2 separate regions of the Homo sapiens genome follow, and region 2 is linked to region 1. Evidence: chromatin loops called from intact Hi-C (ENCODE). Cell type or tissue: gastrocnemius medialis. All regions are shown on one strand.

The links. Hi-C counts contacts between places; a loop is a spot of excess contacts. Peaks named below come from ENCODE experiments on the same cell type or tissue, not always from the same donor. Only the 100,000 strongest peaks of a DNase experiment are listed, where the experiment ranks them.
Region 2: it touches region 1 in a loop (3-fold over the local background); 34 of 110 quality-filtered maps call a loop at or near these places.

Annotation. Positions count from the first base shown.
Region 1 is chr11:109,941,450-109,949,449 of GRCh38, forward strand. It overlaps LOC105369484 (a long non-coding RNA gene), which reads left to right and starts at 5,080. Exons shown (of 3, transcript XR_948004.2): 1 at 5,080-5,258. RefSeq lists an enhancer at 4,819-4,908. In gastrocnemius medialis, CTCF peaks have their summits at 4,938 (motif pointing right) and 5,158; a DNase peak (open chromatin) is centred at 4,952; H3K4me3 peaks cover 786 bases; H3K27ac peaks cover 1,022 bases.
Region 2 is chr11:110,170,525-110,178,524 of GRCh38, forward strand. It overlaps ZC3H12C (zinc finger CCCH-type containing 12C), which reads left to right. Exons shown (of 6, transcript NM_033390.2): 6 at 1-1,317. It also overlaps a transcript of RDX not described here. Among named protein-coding and RNA genes, the nearest start is that of ZC3H12C, 81 kb to the left of the region's middle. RefSeq lists an enhancer at 2,958-3,873. In gastrocnemius medialis, a CTCF peak has its summit at 3,799 (motif pointing right); a DNase peak (open chromatin) is centred at 3,821.

The DNA.
Region 1 (8,000 bases):
ATACTACTCTAAGGAAATGCCAATAAAAACATCATTGCCTGAGCTCCCCGTGTGTTTGATCAAATGAGCTTACATTTGAAACCTCTCTGAAAAAGGGTTGTAAAGGGTTGTGAGCTCCAGCTAAACATGTACTCACAAAATTAAACCTAAATTTTTTCCCCGGTGAACACCATTCTCTAGAGATATCTTCAAGTTGGCACTCCTTTTTTCTCTAGCTTCCTGTATTTCTGCCCTGAGAGGATGAGAGAGTGGCATTCTCTTGGCTCTCTGCTAACACCTCTAAGCCAATCTTCAATCACCCTCCTTTGAAAGTCAAGTCATGTCTTTACAGCACCTTTTACTACTCTTTGGCATGCTTTTATCCAATAATAATAAGCATCAGATTTCTCTATTCTTAACTATTATTTCCTAAATCAAAACATAAATATAGATTTAACCAATTAATTGCACTTAAGAAATCTAGTCTCACTCTAAATCTCTTTTGCTTAGAATTAAGTTCCAGAAAGCCAATCCCTCATTGTTTCCTCAATTTTTGGAGAATTGAAAATGTCAACAAAGGAAGTCAAGTTATTTATATTTCAAAAAGAGAAATGTTTAGTACTATACATACATTCTCAATTGTCTAAATAAGATACAAGAAAAAAATCACATAATTGCTGTTTATATGGAAAAAATTGGAGGAAGAGACCCTGTTTATGCAAAGTTTCTCTCTCTAAAGTAGCAAATTAAGCTCCTAGTAGTAGGCAAGAATCAAGAGCAAATTGCAAAAGTGTGATGCTTTGCTTATGTAATGATTTTAAGTAAACAGAAAACAATTGAAAGCCATAATTATGGGTATCTTAGGTAAAGAACTTCTACTGTTTTCATAGTTAGGACTCACCATTCTTTTGTATGATTTGGTTCTTGCTTCCACGCATCCAGTTAATATTAGTGAAATTTATTAGAGAAAGCATTATATATGCTGTACTGAAGACAAACTATCACATTAACGTTGCGTTTATGTCTATGCGTGAGAATTGTATTTCTGTGCCTAAGAACTTTGGGGTAGGATTCATTATTCCTGCTCTGATATTGACACTCTCTCTTTCAACAGAAATGGACCTTTTACAATATTGAATGGATCTCAGAGAAGACAATGAGGGAGGCTATAGTTCTCTAGGACTGAGAGAACAGCTTAGCACATGGGATAGGATTGGATTGAACATCACAGGCATGAGTTCTCAGCCCAACCCTGCCTCAACTGGCTACAAGGCTTTGGACAAGTCCCTTGAGAAATGGAGTCTGGGCCTAGAAGGAGAAGATGGCTCCAAGAGTCCTTCCAGCCTCAAACTACCAGGCTATTCTTCCAATATTTAGGCTAGAAATACTTCAGTTTTCAGGATCTAGCCTTCAGCTGCAACTGATGGCTAAAATGAAGGAGCACTTTAATGATTTAAGAAGCTATTCAGTTGTCATAAAAAAGTAATTTTGTTTCTTCCAAAGCTCCAGATTAGTATGGAGATTTTTCTGCTGAGTCTTATTTTTAAAAGGCATTATGCACATCAAGACTGACATAGCCATAAGGAATTGTAGAAATTTTAATATCTGTTGATGTGGATGAGAAACTAAAATTTCCATATTTAAAACTGTCATTTGACTTTTAAATGGATCACATTAAATTACTGTCAGAAATGTTCAATATTTTCTCATCTATATACGATTGTTTCTTGGTAGATGAAAGCTGCAATCTGGTTTCTTTGGCTACATGGCCATTTTTTCAGTTTGTCCCCAAACTTGCTACCAAGCTTGTCCCCAAAGCAAGAGGATGAGATTAAGTGACTGTGGTGTGTGTGTGTGTGTGTGTGTGTGTGTGAGAGAGAGAGAGAGAGAGAGGAAGAGAGGAAGAGACTGAGAGGAAGAGAGAGAGAAATAGCAGCAGCAAGGTAAGATAATATCTCAAAAAGGTATATTTTATTTATTTTGTCTGTTTTTGTTTTTTTTGAAGAAAGGTATATTTTTAAAATAAGGTTATTTCCCCAAACTATATGAATTTTTTAAATGACACACATAAGGAGAATATTTAAAATAAGAAGCCCAATAATATTTTGTTCAAAGACCTTCCAGTTGCATTTTTGTATATTTATAATGTAGCAATTGGGATTCAGGGAGTCAGGATTGATTTTTTTTTTCACCCAACATTATGAGAAAAAGTGAGAAATACATAATCCTACCTTAGCCCTCTTAGGCCAAATACAAAAAAAGAAAAAAAAATAGAAATGAGTTAAAACCTAATTTCTGTTCGGAATGTAATGTTTTGTGAAAGAGATGCAGACTTGGGGGGAAAATATTATTTTTGAGAGAACTGTAGAGGTAATTTGCAAATCAAAGCAGATGTTACTTATACTTTGTCTCATTTTTTTGTTACCATCCCTTTCTCCAACAGATCCAAGCATAGTTATCAGCACATATTAGGTTTAAATATTTCTTGATTGAGTGCTTGCTAAAAGTAATAAATATCCAAACTTAATTAGCAATAAGTAGTTTATCTAAATATCCAGCTAGAAAGAAGATGGAAAAGTGTAATAATTCTTGCAAGAGAAGGAAGGAAGGAAGGAAGAAAGGAAGGAAGGAAGGAAAGGAAAGAAGGAAAGAAGGAAAGGGAGATGAGGGAGAGGGAGGAAGAAGGAAAAATATCTTCATCTAATTAGGAAAAAAATAAACCTGGGTAGCTTCTATGTTCTTAGATTAGAGAAAGAAAATGGAAGTAAAGAAATTAGCGTTATTTGAATCTCTATTGTGTGCCAGATACTCAGCTAAGTTTTTGGATTTTTTTAAATTTGATCTATAGCTATTTCTATCTTCTCTCTGATGTAAGGATACCTTAGAGAACTAGAAATCAGAGAGAAGAAAAGGGAAATGATTAAGTTGATATCAGAACCTACAGAAGTCTTACCACTTACCAAACCAGAATCCTCAAAGTTGTGGATAATTTTCTAGAGATTTTTGACACCAAAGTAAACTTTAAATGTGTGATAAAACATTATTTAGTTAATTAATCATATACTTAAGCTTTGAAGTTAATGGTAAGTACAGCCTATACATTTTTCTTAACTGTTTAATTCTTTAAAAGATTGTCTTTGCTAGTAACTTTTAAGGCCTAATTATTTTAATCGAGTTTTGAAAAATATTAAAAGTTAAAAAGAATTGCAGAGGAATATCAAAGGAAAACAGTAGGTTATAGAAGACTATGTATTCATTAAAAGCTTGATAATTCTTGCCTCTGCCTGGTAGGATATTAGGTAATTAAAATTTATTTGATTTGCATATCTGTGTTTTACAATAACTATATAATGCTTTGGTAAATAAAAATCATAATTTAAAAAAACAAGTGGCATGGAGAGAAAACAGAGAGAAAAAAATGGTGCCCAGCTTTATTCCTTCCATGGTATAGGGTTTTAATAAAAAGACTGAATAAAACTGCAAAAAATTCCTGAGACAAAACACACAGGGCAGCGCAGGAGAACAGGAAAGAAGAAAATACAGAAAAATAGACCCAAATGTTTCAATAAACTGTCCCGCCACACTAAAAAATGGGCAGCAGCAGAGGTTGCCACATGCATCTACAGGCAAAGAGGAGGAACAACGATTGGGATTATTCTAACCAGATTTTTCATGAAACCTTCTGTTGTAGCTGGCCTAAGTGGAACAAATGTGTCTGTGCCTTTGTTTCAGAGTATTTGTACTCCCTAATTTTTATAGCTCTTTCCACATCTTTACGTGCAATAACTCCACTGATGATGTCATACTGGTCTTCCTCAGTTTCTACAAATATAGCCAGCTCTTTCTCACAACATGGCATTTGCACATGCCATTCCATCTGGAACAATCCATTCTCCCATCCTCTTCAATGTTTCTCCACAGCAAGTTCCCAGTCAAACCCAGGTCTCAACTAACATGTCACCTCCTCTGAGATTTTGCTGATCACCCTACTCCCCGACCTGAAGTAATTGAAGTAATGCAGTCACACCACTATACACACTCCACCACCCTCAACTTTGCTTCCCTAACTTAACTCCTGCATCATTGCCTTCAAAACCCTTAGCACAATTTGCAATGACTTTGTTTGTTTGTTTCTGTCTTCCTCATTGGAATGCAAAGCCCATGAAGTCAAGAACACATTTGTCATCACAGTTGTGCTTCCAGTAGACATATGGTTGGCACTCAACAAATATTTGGGAAATAAATGAATGGTCTCATAGTAACCTAGCGCAGTACACAGAGCACGAATTATTATCCCCATTTCATAGGTAAGAAAATCTCAGAGGTGCTTCAAGGACTTGCCCCAAAACACACAATCAGGAACATAACCTCGGTCTTTTTACTCAAGTTCAAGATTTGAGTCAGCCTTCTAGCTAGGTGACACTGGGCACTTTACATAACCTCCATGTTTCTGTTTCTCCATCTGAAAAACAAGAAATAAAATAGAAACCTACTTCATGGTTGTTACGAGGATTAAACAAGGCTTAGAATGTATTTCCATTGGGAAATACTTAATTTCACAGAAAAATGTTAACAGTCTGATACTAGATCACAGATCTTGATGGAGGCAATAGGTTTGTATTCATAATATATATAGGATGGGCTGCACTCAGGAGAATCGAGAAGTTTTGTGGCACAGGGAAGTTTTTTTAATAATGAAAGTGAGGCTGAGATGTCAAAGGCAAATGAGTACCTCACAATTTTGCATCTGGGTGGCTGTCTACCAATCATAACCTAGGTCCCGTCTTGGAGCCCATGGAAGTTGGCTTGTTTTACAAATCTTGAAAATTCACCTATGAACATCAGAGGTTGCTAGTTATGGCCTGAACTAAGAAAAGGGTCTATTTTCTTGAGCCTTAATTTGTGGAATTACAAGACATGCTTTTGCTTCATTCGGTAGCGCAGGCTCCGACCACTAGAGGGAACTGCTCCATCAGTTGTATGAGACTCCAGGCTTCCGCATTCCTCTGGCTGTGACTGTGGAGTATTGTTTCGTAGCAATTTCCTCAGAAACGTAATTGGTCATTGACCCAATCATCTCTCCTTCATGACTTGCAAAATATACTCTCCTGGCCTCAGAGTTGTAAGGATGGAAACAAACACTTCTGTTTCTGAACCAGAGTGGGTTCTCAGAGTCTTGGCTTTCTTTCTGCAGCCTGTCTGCCTCCTAAGCAGCTGAGATTGTTTCCCCACTACAGATGAGTGATAAGCTGACTGCACCCTCACGGATAATTCTATCAGTAAGTAGGTCAGAAGGATAACCCCCTTCCCCTCTCTCCCCAAAATATTCATTTCCAAAATACTCACTGAGTGCTGGATTACATAAAATAGGAGCCTGGGGAGGGTATCATCCCAGTCACTTACCATTGGGTCAAGCGGCTGCTTGGACCCTGTGCCAACTAAGACCCTAATCTCAAGTACGTGCAGAGTAGGAAGTAATTTATGAAACTGGCATCCCCAAAGAGTAAGGAAGAGCAAAAGTGAATAAAATTTATTTAGAACAATTAAAATGTTCCGACTGGCTTGTGTGAGCAGTTTGTACTCTCAGGAATTCTCTGCTTTCTTCAGTTCTTCAAAGCTCTGTCCACAAACTTAGAAGAATAAACCAATATTATGGGGGAGAGAGGAGGAGACTTTAAAACACCTACAGATCATGGAAGAGAAAGAGTATCTACCTCTCCTGGAAGTTGCTTTTATTATTATTATTATTATACTTTAAGTTTTAGGGTACATGTGCACAATGTGCAGGTTAGTTACATATGCATACATGTGCCATGCTGGTGTGCTGCACCCATTAACTCGTCATTTAGCATTAGGTATATCTCCTAATGCTATCCCTCCCTCCTCCTCCCACCCCACAACAGGCCCCAGAGTGTGATGTTCCCCTTCCTGTGTCCATGTGTTCTCATTGTTCAATTCCCATCTATGAGTGAGAACATGCGGTGTTTGGTTTTTTGTCCTTGTGATAGTTTACTGAGAATGATGATTTCCAATTTCATCCATGTCCCTACAAAGGACATGAACTCATCATTTTTTATGGCATAGTATTCCATGGTGTATATGTGCCACATTTTCTTAATCCAGTCTATCATTGTTGGACATTTGGGTTGGTTCCAAGTCTTTGCTATTGTGAATAGTGCTGCAATAAACATATGTGTGCGTGTGTCTTTATAGCCGCATGATTTATAGTCCTTTGGGTATATACCCAGTAATGGGATGGCTGGGTCAAATGGTATTTCTAGTTCTAGATCCCTGAGGAATCGCCACACTGACTTCCACAATGGTTGAACTAGTTTACAGTCCCACCAACAGTGTAAAAGTGTTTCTGTTTCTCCAGATCCTCTCCAGCACCTGTTGTTTCCTGACTTTTTAATGATTGCCATTCTAACTGGTGTGAGATGGTATCTCATTGTGGTTTTGATTTGCATTTCTCTGATGGCCAGTGATGGTGAGCATTTTTTCATGTGTTTTTTGGCTGCATAAATGTCTTCTTTTGAGAAGTGTCTGTTCATGTCCTTCGCCCACTTTTTGATGGCATTGTTTGTTCTTTTCTTGTAAATTTGTTTGAGTTCATTGTAGATTCTGGATATTAGCCCTTTGTCAGATGAGTAGATTGCAAAAATTTTCTCCCACTTTGTAGGTTGCCTGTTCACTCTGATGGTAGTTTCTTTTGCTGTGCAGAAGCTCTTTAGTTAATTAGATCCCATTTGTCAATTTTGTCTTTTGTTGCCATCGCTTTTGGTGTTTTAGACATGAAGTCCTTGCCCATGCCTATGTCCTGAATGGTAATGCCTAGGTTTTCTTCTAGGGTTTTTATGGTTTTAGGTCTAACGTTTAAGTCTTTAATCCATCTTGAATTAATTTTTGTATGAGGTGTAAGGAAGGGATCCAGTTTCAGCTTTCTACATATGGCTAGCCAGTTTTCCCAGCACCATTTATTAAATAGGGAATCCTTTCCCCATTGCTTATTTTTCTCAGGTTTGTCAAAGATCAGATAGTTGTAGATATGCGGCGTTATTTCTGAGGGCTCTGTTCTGTTCCATTGATCTATATCTCTGTTTTGGTACCAGTACCATGCTGTTTTGGTTACTGTAGCCTTGAATCTTCAATACATATCAGAAGTTCATAATTCCTTATTTCAAACTCATGTCTTATTCATTCATTCAGCAAAATTAAATACCTTCTACTTACCAAAACTGTTCTAAGTACTAAGAATTATGTATGGACAACAGGCTGTTGAATACAGAATAATTATTGCTTTTTCACAACTTTTTACCTTTTTTAATTAACTGTTTTATTTGAGATCATTGTGGATTCACATTCAGTTGTAAGAAATAATACAGGGATCCCATGTACCCTTTCCCCAGATTCCTCCAGTAGTAGCATCTTGCAAAACTATGGTACAATGGAACAACCAGTATATTGACATTATCCAGTCAAAACAGAGATATCTCCATCAACACAGGGATCTCTTACGGTGCTTTTTTATAGAAACACACATTTCCCTTCCCCTCATCCCATATCTGGGTCTTAACCCCTGGTAACCACTAATCTATTCTCCATTTCTGTAATTTATTGTTTTGAGATTATTCTATAAGTGGAATCTTGCATTATTGGTTTTTTTCACTCAGCGTAATTCTCTAGAGATTCACCCAAGTTTTTGTATGTATCAATAGTCCATTCCCTTTTATTGCTGAGTAATAGTCTAGGGTATGGATGTACCATAGGTTGTTTAACTAATTATCACTGAAGGACACCTAGATTGTTTCTAGTTTTGTGCATTACAAACCAAGAGCTATAAACATTCATGTACAATATTTCGTGTGAATGTAAGTTTTTATTTTTCTGCAATAAATGTCCAAGAGTGTAATTGCTGGGTCATGTAAGTGTTGCATATTTAATATTTTCAGAAATTGCCAAACTGTTTTTTAGAGAGGCTGTACCACTTTTATTCCCACCAGCAATGTATGAATGATCCAGTT
Region 2 (8,000 bases), 230 kb after region 1:
AGCTATAATGTGAGTGGCATGTTACAATGTAACTCTTTATGAGAAATAAAATGTATCTCTGCTTTGTCTGTCCAGATCTTTAGGATTTTTAGATGCCTTGGGACTGTCCTTGGTGAATGATATTCTTCATATGATCATATGTAATTTTGAATTCGTTGGAAGTACACGCTGCTGAGCATGTTTATTCACAGTGCTTTATACCGGGTGTTGCATCAGTAATCATTTTCATAAGAACATTTAAACAGCATGAACATCATCATCCACTTAAATAGTTAAACTTTCTTTTAAAATTGGAATGCAACTGTAGGTTTTAACAATGTTTATTGTTTTTTAAGTGGTTACTTTGTTTTTCCTTAATACTTTCTGTTAACTTAATTATTACTCCTGTTGCAGTGTTACTGTTATGTATTAGAAGTGGCTTTTCCCCCTAAGATCCTTAGTCTTTTAAAGACAATTTAAGGTATTGGCCATTTGGCAGTAGAAAATGTGCATGTTTTAACTTGGTTTTATAAAATCTGTAATGTTTCACTTCTTGAACCATGTACCAAATTTGCCAATTTTCTGTCCAAGTGTTTCAGATGAATAACAAAACGCTGTTCATTGAAGCTTTCGCCACCTTTCTTAAAGCAGCGTATGTTCCAAGGGAAAAAGGCATTGAAAAGCAATCGTTTGTTTTTATGAAGAATAGGTGTTCAGATTCCTTCAGTTTTTTTGAAATTAGAAATTTCTTACCTTATGTGAAATATTCACAAACGTGCACACTTCTGCAGAGACAAAGCATTTCACTGCACGTGTACCAGGTTATTGATTTTATCTTTTCCTTTCAGGGTTTTGTCCTCCCAAACCAGAGTCATATGCTGCTAGTAGAATTTTTTATTTGATCCTGCGAACTTTTCTTATAGGAAAAGTAAGGCAAAGGATGTGTAGTGCAACCATCTGATAAACTAGTGTGATTGTATTTATCCTCTGTTCTGTGTATTTCTGTAATGGAATCTTTACAATTCCCAAAACGGTATTTTAGACCTACTGGAAATCTGTATCGAAACAGCTATGTGATTCTGCCACTGAGAAAAAAAAAATTTTTAATTCGTTTTTCTTATGCTGGTTTGTTTTTCTTTAATGAAGAAATTGATCTCATATGGCATCATAGATGCTAAATAAATAAAAGCATCATACTTCTCTAGTTTGCCTGCATTCAGTGGCTAACATTATGAGCATTGTGTAAGATAAACACATGGTCAGTATCAATGTAAATGTTAGAGCCATGATTAATTCCTATGAAAATTGAAATTAAATGTCAAAGACAACTAGACATAACTTAAGGCATGATGAGAGTGTTTTTTTTTCCTGAACCCGTCATTATAGTGTTGGTTCCCAGTGCTTTTGAAGTATCATCAGGTGTCTGGCTAAGAGTATTGTTGGTAGGGACCTCGTCCAGGGAGTTTGTAAGATAATGCTAGATGGCACGGACATCCTCTTTTCTGATTATGAGGGCTGCCAGTTGATTTAAATTGTATTGAAAAGGCCGGGCGCAGTGGCTCACACCTGTAATCCCAACACTTTGGGAGGCCAAGGCGGGCAGATCACTTGAGGTCAAAAGTTCGAGACCAGCCTGGCCAACATGGTGAAACCCCATCTCTACTAAAAATACAAAAAAAAAAAAAAAAAATTAGCTGGGCTTCATGGCGCACGCCTGTAATCCCAGCTACTCGGGAGGCTGAGGCAGGAGAAGGTTGCAGTGAGCCAAGATTGCGCCACTGCACTCCAGCCTGGGTGACAGAGTGAGACTCCGTCTCAGAAAAAAAATGTATCAAAAAGACTCATTGGTGCAGTGGTGTTTACTAGGATGCACAAAACTTTGAGCCCTGATGTCCATGACACCCTGACAGGTAGTGGGGCACAGAGAATGAGGGTCCACACATCCCTCTTCAAGTTAACTTCTTTAGCTGGCCTGGAATGTACGGGGCCACATAGCCAACAGGAATAAGGATTTTGTTTGTAAAAATAAATTGAATAGATTTGAATGCACAGAAATTGAAATTTTTATCTCTTTAATAGTTGAGGCTGGAAAACTTAGATCATTGTGGGGAAATGCTCTGCTTCTGTGAAATTCCTGCACAGATTGGGAGAGATTGCAGACAGCTGTCAGGTACTCCAGGGCTGTGTTTGACTCTCAGTCCTGCACGTATTACTATGGTAACTATATATATGAGACACACAATATGTAAAATTTGGGCAAATTATTCTCTTTCAGAGTCTTTTTCATACACCGTTGTGAAATGATCAGAATGCCTATCTCACAGGCTTATTGTCACTAGCTACATGGTGGTGATGACCGTGGGCGTAAGGATGACTCAAGGACAGATGCAAACAAATACAATGCGGCATCCACCCTGTTCTTGCTGAAGTAAAACAGCAATCTTCGCTGTATCCCGACTATTCTAGACAGCAGTGTCTTCCTGACCCAATTGTCCTAATAATTTTCTATTAACGAAATACTCTGTTTCCGATGCAGTCACCGTATTGTCATGATCTTCATGATTTAGCATGTGGACGTTCTGTGTCATTGCATGAGAAGCCACTATTTCAGAGAGCGGGTTTCTCCTCTGACATTGCTTTTTGGACCTTTGCTTTTCTTCTTTTTCCCTAAAATTTCCATTTGCATTCTTAAGTATTCTTTTTTTCCCCCACTTGATTACTTTAAGCTGTGTAACTGCAAGCTTATGGATTTAGACCATTTATTTTGGCTCTGCCAGCAGATTTGATTATTGATGTTTGATTGTGGACAGAGGAGTCAGCATATTCAAAATAAGCATTAGGTGTGAGAGTTCCCCAGGTACTTCCACAGGCTGAGCCAAGAATCCAGGAGAATATTCTATTAGGCAACAGTGTTACCTGGGGTAAGGACTTTATTTCTTCTCCACCTATACCATTGGGTAAGAAGAATGGGTTAATACTCATTGATGAATGAAGTGGCATGTGAGAAGGGGAGTTTGGTAAAAAGCAACTATGACAGTGAATTTATTCAAAACAAAACAAAACGCCTGCAGTTGGGCCTCTCATTAGTTAAACATCCTTATTTGTTAGCCTTTGCACCTCCGCCTCTGTTGCTGTTTTAGAGTTAATGGTTTTCATTTTTGTGTTTTTAAAGGATTTTTAAATTTTTTTAACATTTTAAAGGTTTCCCTTTTTAAAGATTTTTAAAATAACCTTTTAAAAAATGTATTCCTCTCTAGGTGCAGTCATCGGCCTTGGGTTAAGAGTACACACCCAGCTCCACACATCATACATGTAGCAGATTGGCAAATTACTAAACAGAGTAATAATTGCCCCCATTTCCTAGGGTTGTTAAGACTAAATGAGTTGAAACAAGTAAAACCCTTTGAACATGCAAATCCATAGTGTGTGTTCAATAAGTGACAGCCATTATTATGTAAATAACTAGGGGTATTTAAATGCGTAGTAATTTTGAGGCTTTCTCAATGGAGCCTTCCCTATCTCTATAGTTATGCTGTGGAAGAGTTTGAATTCTAACAATCAATGTAATTTGATTTATTCACTGGTGAGGTCTATTTCAGGAGTGGTATTTTAACCTTCAAAGAGTTCTTAGAACCCACTTCCTTGCTGCTCCCATCACTCAGCTCTTCTAGGTTTAAGGGTTTTTCCTCTGTATCTGCATTGTAATAGGGAAAGTGGAATAACAAATGATAATTACAAAAAGATTTCAGAATCTCACAGTTAAGCAGTTTACGACGGCGTCACTAACATCCCCTGCACTCCACTTTTACTCCTGAAGGTGGCGCTCCGCAAACCTGTCTGCGTCTCTTCCCCACCGCACACACCCCTGACCGAAGTGAAAAGGAATGTCGGTCCCTTACCGTAAGAACCTACAGAGCCGACCTGGACAGAGCAATGGCTGCTGTGTGGTCTCAGGTGGACGATGTACATTTCTGGGGAGATGTCAGATGACACTGGGCAACTGTTTTTCCCTTAAGCATTCCCTTCTAGTTTACAACTGCCGCTTTCAAAGTTGGAGAGATAAGGCTAGCAGGAAGAATACTCACATCTGAGGGTCCAGTACTATATATTTACATAAATTAAAATCCTATGAAATAAGCATTATCCCTATTTTAGAAATGAGGAAACTGAGACTCCAAAAGCTAAAAGCACTTACTCAAAGACAACCTCGTGATTCAATTCCCACTGTGCATGCTTTCAGAATTCTTTTTCCCACTTCAGTGTGCTGCAAAGCAGTGCTAGGAATGGGCCCTTAGTCACCTTTGGTATGAGTTATTCTACACAAAGTTAGGTCTGAGGAATGAAACCAGTTATGCTATAAATGCACATCCTTGAACATGCTATAACTTTACCTGGGAACAGGGAGAGACTAGGAAAAATATGAACTAGTGCTGTATTTTTACTTCTTCCGTGGACCCACACACCTTCATCACTCTGCTTTCATGTACAAACACCTGCGACAATGATGTCACTTGGATTAGAGGAAAGGTTTCACTGAGATCTTCCTGTCTTGAGGCTTGTGGTGATGGGCTTGGGTTGGGACTCAGGCCAGCTGACCAGGGTTCACTGCTTAAGGCCCCAGAAAAACCCAGGGCCCGCTGCGTCTGATAAGCAACAGTGGTAGCTTCTGTGTCCAAAGGAGGTTATTTCAGAGTCTGGACTCTTGTCTCCACTCTAGCATTCTTTGTAGCCCTGGAGAGTAAAAGGCAGTACATTTATTTCTAATGTTTCCAATCATGCTCAGGGACGTTCTAGGGTGTTTTTAGAGAAGGCCTATTTAGCTTTCAGACTCTTGACAATGCCCACTGCAAACACAACACCTTTTATGCTGAAGCAGCTGCCACTGGCATTTTCCTGGGCTTTGTGTTTTGCACAAATTCACCATGAGATTAAAAATAGGAAAGTTTAATTAGGTAGCCAAACAGATTCCCTTCCTAGTTCCCCAGGAGAACTCAGTGAGGAAGAGAGCACTGAAAGAATGGCAAGTACAATGTTTAAATGCACTTCCTGCTCTTGTCCAGAGGTCTGGGTGGGTGGGTGTCAGTGCACAGAGGGTCCCCCTTCAGCCCCTGGGGTGGGGGTGGGGGCCTGCCAGAGGCGAGGCTTTCTGTCTCAGCCTTCAAAGCCCTCTCCCCACTGCTCTCCACTTTCCAAGGATGTAATTATCATTCATTTGAATAATTCTTTCAAATATGCATGTGAAAAGATTGAGGGAGATGGCAAATACAATTTGGTAACTACATGAAAAGCTATTCAGTAAACTCTGGAGGAGATTTATGGGTTTGCTCTGTATGTTGCCAAATTAAGACAAGGACAAAGCACATTGTGCCATAGTGAATGCAATACACATTAAAACCCTGCAAATTAGACAAGGAGGATTGGAGCAAGATGCCTGTTCTAGTCCAAGCTCAACTTCATTGCCTACATTGAAGGGAGGTGGGAAGCAGTGGGAGAGGCGGGAGTGGGGACTACAGGAGGCCCCTGGGCCAAGGCGGGTGTGGGTGAGGGCGCACCAGCACCAGCCTTTTTTTCTTTTTCTTTTTTTCTTTTTTTTTTTTTCTGAGGCAGAGTCTCGCTCTGTTGCCCAGGCTGGAGTGCAGTGGCGTGACCTCGGCTCACTGTACCCTCTGCCTCCCAGGTTCAAGAAAGTAGCTGGGACCACAGGTGCGCACCACCACACCCAGCCAATTTTTGTATTTTTAGTAGAGACGGGGTTTCACCATGTTGGCCAGGCTAGTCTCAAACTCCTGACCTCAAGTGATCTGCCTGCCTCAGCCTCCTAAGGTACTGGGATTACAGGCATGAGCCACCTTGTCCGGCCTAGCACCAGCTTTTACAAACCCCAGAGCCCATCCAGGCAGTACCCCTCCTGGCTCCTGCCTTCCACATCCCATCATCTCCTGGCTCTGAGTCATCCAAAAGGGTAAGCATTCTCAACTCTGCCTCCTGCTCCCCCCAGCCACGGGGTGCCTGGGGACATTGCCATCACCCTGTCAGCAGTGACTGTAGGCAGATGGGGAAAGAGGAAGATGGCAACTGACTTTAAAAGATCCTTCTCCATCTCTCTCACAACTTAATATACAGACTTGTGATACCGCTTTCCAGATTGGTAGCAGGAAATGCCAAGTGGTGAGAGGGGTGGCGCAGGGAATATTTTAATCAAGGATTACAAGGATTGAGCAACGCCAGGCTCTGGAGGCCTAGCAGGAAGTTAGAGGGGGATTGTCAGGCCACAGCTTGTGCTCCTTGAACTCCTAAGGAGCCGAAGGTGGTGGGTGCGTCCCCTAACTCAGGCCTATTCTGCTGGGCTGTAGTTCATCTGAACAGGTAGCAGTATCACCAGGCCCTTTCGGAGTCCTCTCTGCTGACCTGAAGGAACCAGCGCAACATCGCACAGTCGGCTGGCCTGCAGCCTGCCAAGGGCCAAGCGCACACCACCTCCCCTTCCACCGTGACTGAAGCTTTGCCCAAAAGACCCTCTGAGAGGCTCAGAGTTTCTGGAGCCAAATGCATCTTCCAGAGAAAAGAAACACATTTCCAGAGACATCGGTTCTGTCAAGCTGTAAAGCAAAATGCCTCAGGGCAAAGTAGTAAAAGCCAAGACAAGGAGAGATGCTCATGGAGAAGAATTTCCCACCTCCACCCGGGGACAGGAACGGTGAGACTCCAACCACTCCCTGGCTGAGGCCTGAGGCCGCGACAGTGCGAACTCCTGTGGGAAGTGGTGAGGTGGTGGGGTCCAGACCCAGCTGCTAATCTGGTGCCCCCATTGCTGCACTGCACAACTTTGAGCAGGTCCTTAATCTTGAAGCTCAGCTACTTCCTCTATTGTAAAAGGTGATCTTTTAACCCACCACACAGGGTTGTGGGATGTTCAGCTCCAGCGTCTAGGACATGAGAGGTGTCAAAGACAGAATTCACTTCCCAGCTGGAGGCCTGCACCTTGGCCCCCATTCTTCCCTCTCCCTCCCAGAGGACATATGCAGCCCCCCAAATCCTCCATTCAGCCTCTGAATAGATCTCACTTTCATCACCTTTGCCTCACCTTTGTCCCTCTCCATGGCTCTGGCTGGACCTTGGCCTGGCCTGGGAGCTCTTTTGTGTGTATGTGTGTGTGTTTTTGGTAGAGACGAGGTTTGCCATGTTGGCCAGGCTGGTCTCGAACTCCTGACCTCAGGTGGTCCGCCTGCCTCGGCGTCCCAAAGTGCTGGGATTACAGGCATGAGACACCGCATCCGGCCTGGGAGCTCTTGTTACAGCAAACACTTCCCTATCCAGTCTCCCTACTGCTCCACCCTGCCTCAAATCCTTCTAACCTGTAGCTAGAGTTAACCGTCTCATGATATACTTAGAAACCTTTGACATTCCCTGTGCCCTCCCCGACACTCCCCCTCATACCCGCCCAGCACACACCCTGCCTCTCTGATCAGGCCAGGATGTCTGACCATAACATGCAAAACTCCCCACACAGTGACATCCCAGGTCCACCATCTGCCCTCCCCACCCACCATGGCCTCTAGACCCCTGGCCCGTCTCACAGTATGCCTGGCAAGCACTCTGTTTCCTCCAGGCTGTGTACTGCAGGCTCCTCTGCCAGGGATAACCTCCATCTCTGCTTCACCAGCAAAGACAAAATCCACAGCTCCACGTAAATGTCACCCTCCACCTGCAGCTCTCCTGGTCTTTCTAACAAAAGCAAGGGGGCCCTCTCTTCTAGTGCAGAACTCAACTGCATCCTGATTCTGAATTTGGGTTCAGTACTTTCCCCCTTTGCCCAAATCAGGGGTGCAAAAACAGTGGCTGTGCTGGGTTCATTTTCCCCTTTGACTGATCGATCCAGTTGCTAAGTTACATGCCAAAGAAGAGTGTGGGGAGAGAACTAAGGGTCACCACTGCCTACATCATGTTTAGGACTATGCCGTGGCTATTACATCAGTTGGCTTCTGCCCTGGAGATCACCGTCTAAGTCAGGGCAGAGGGAC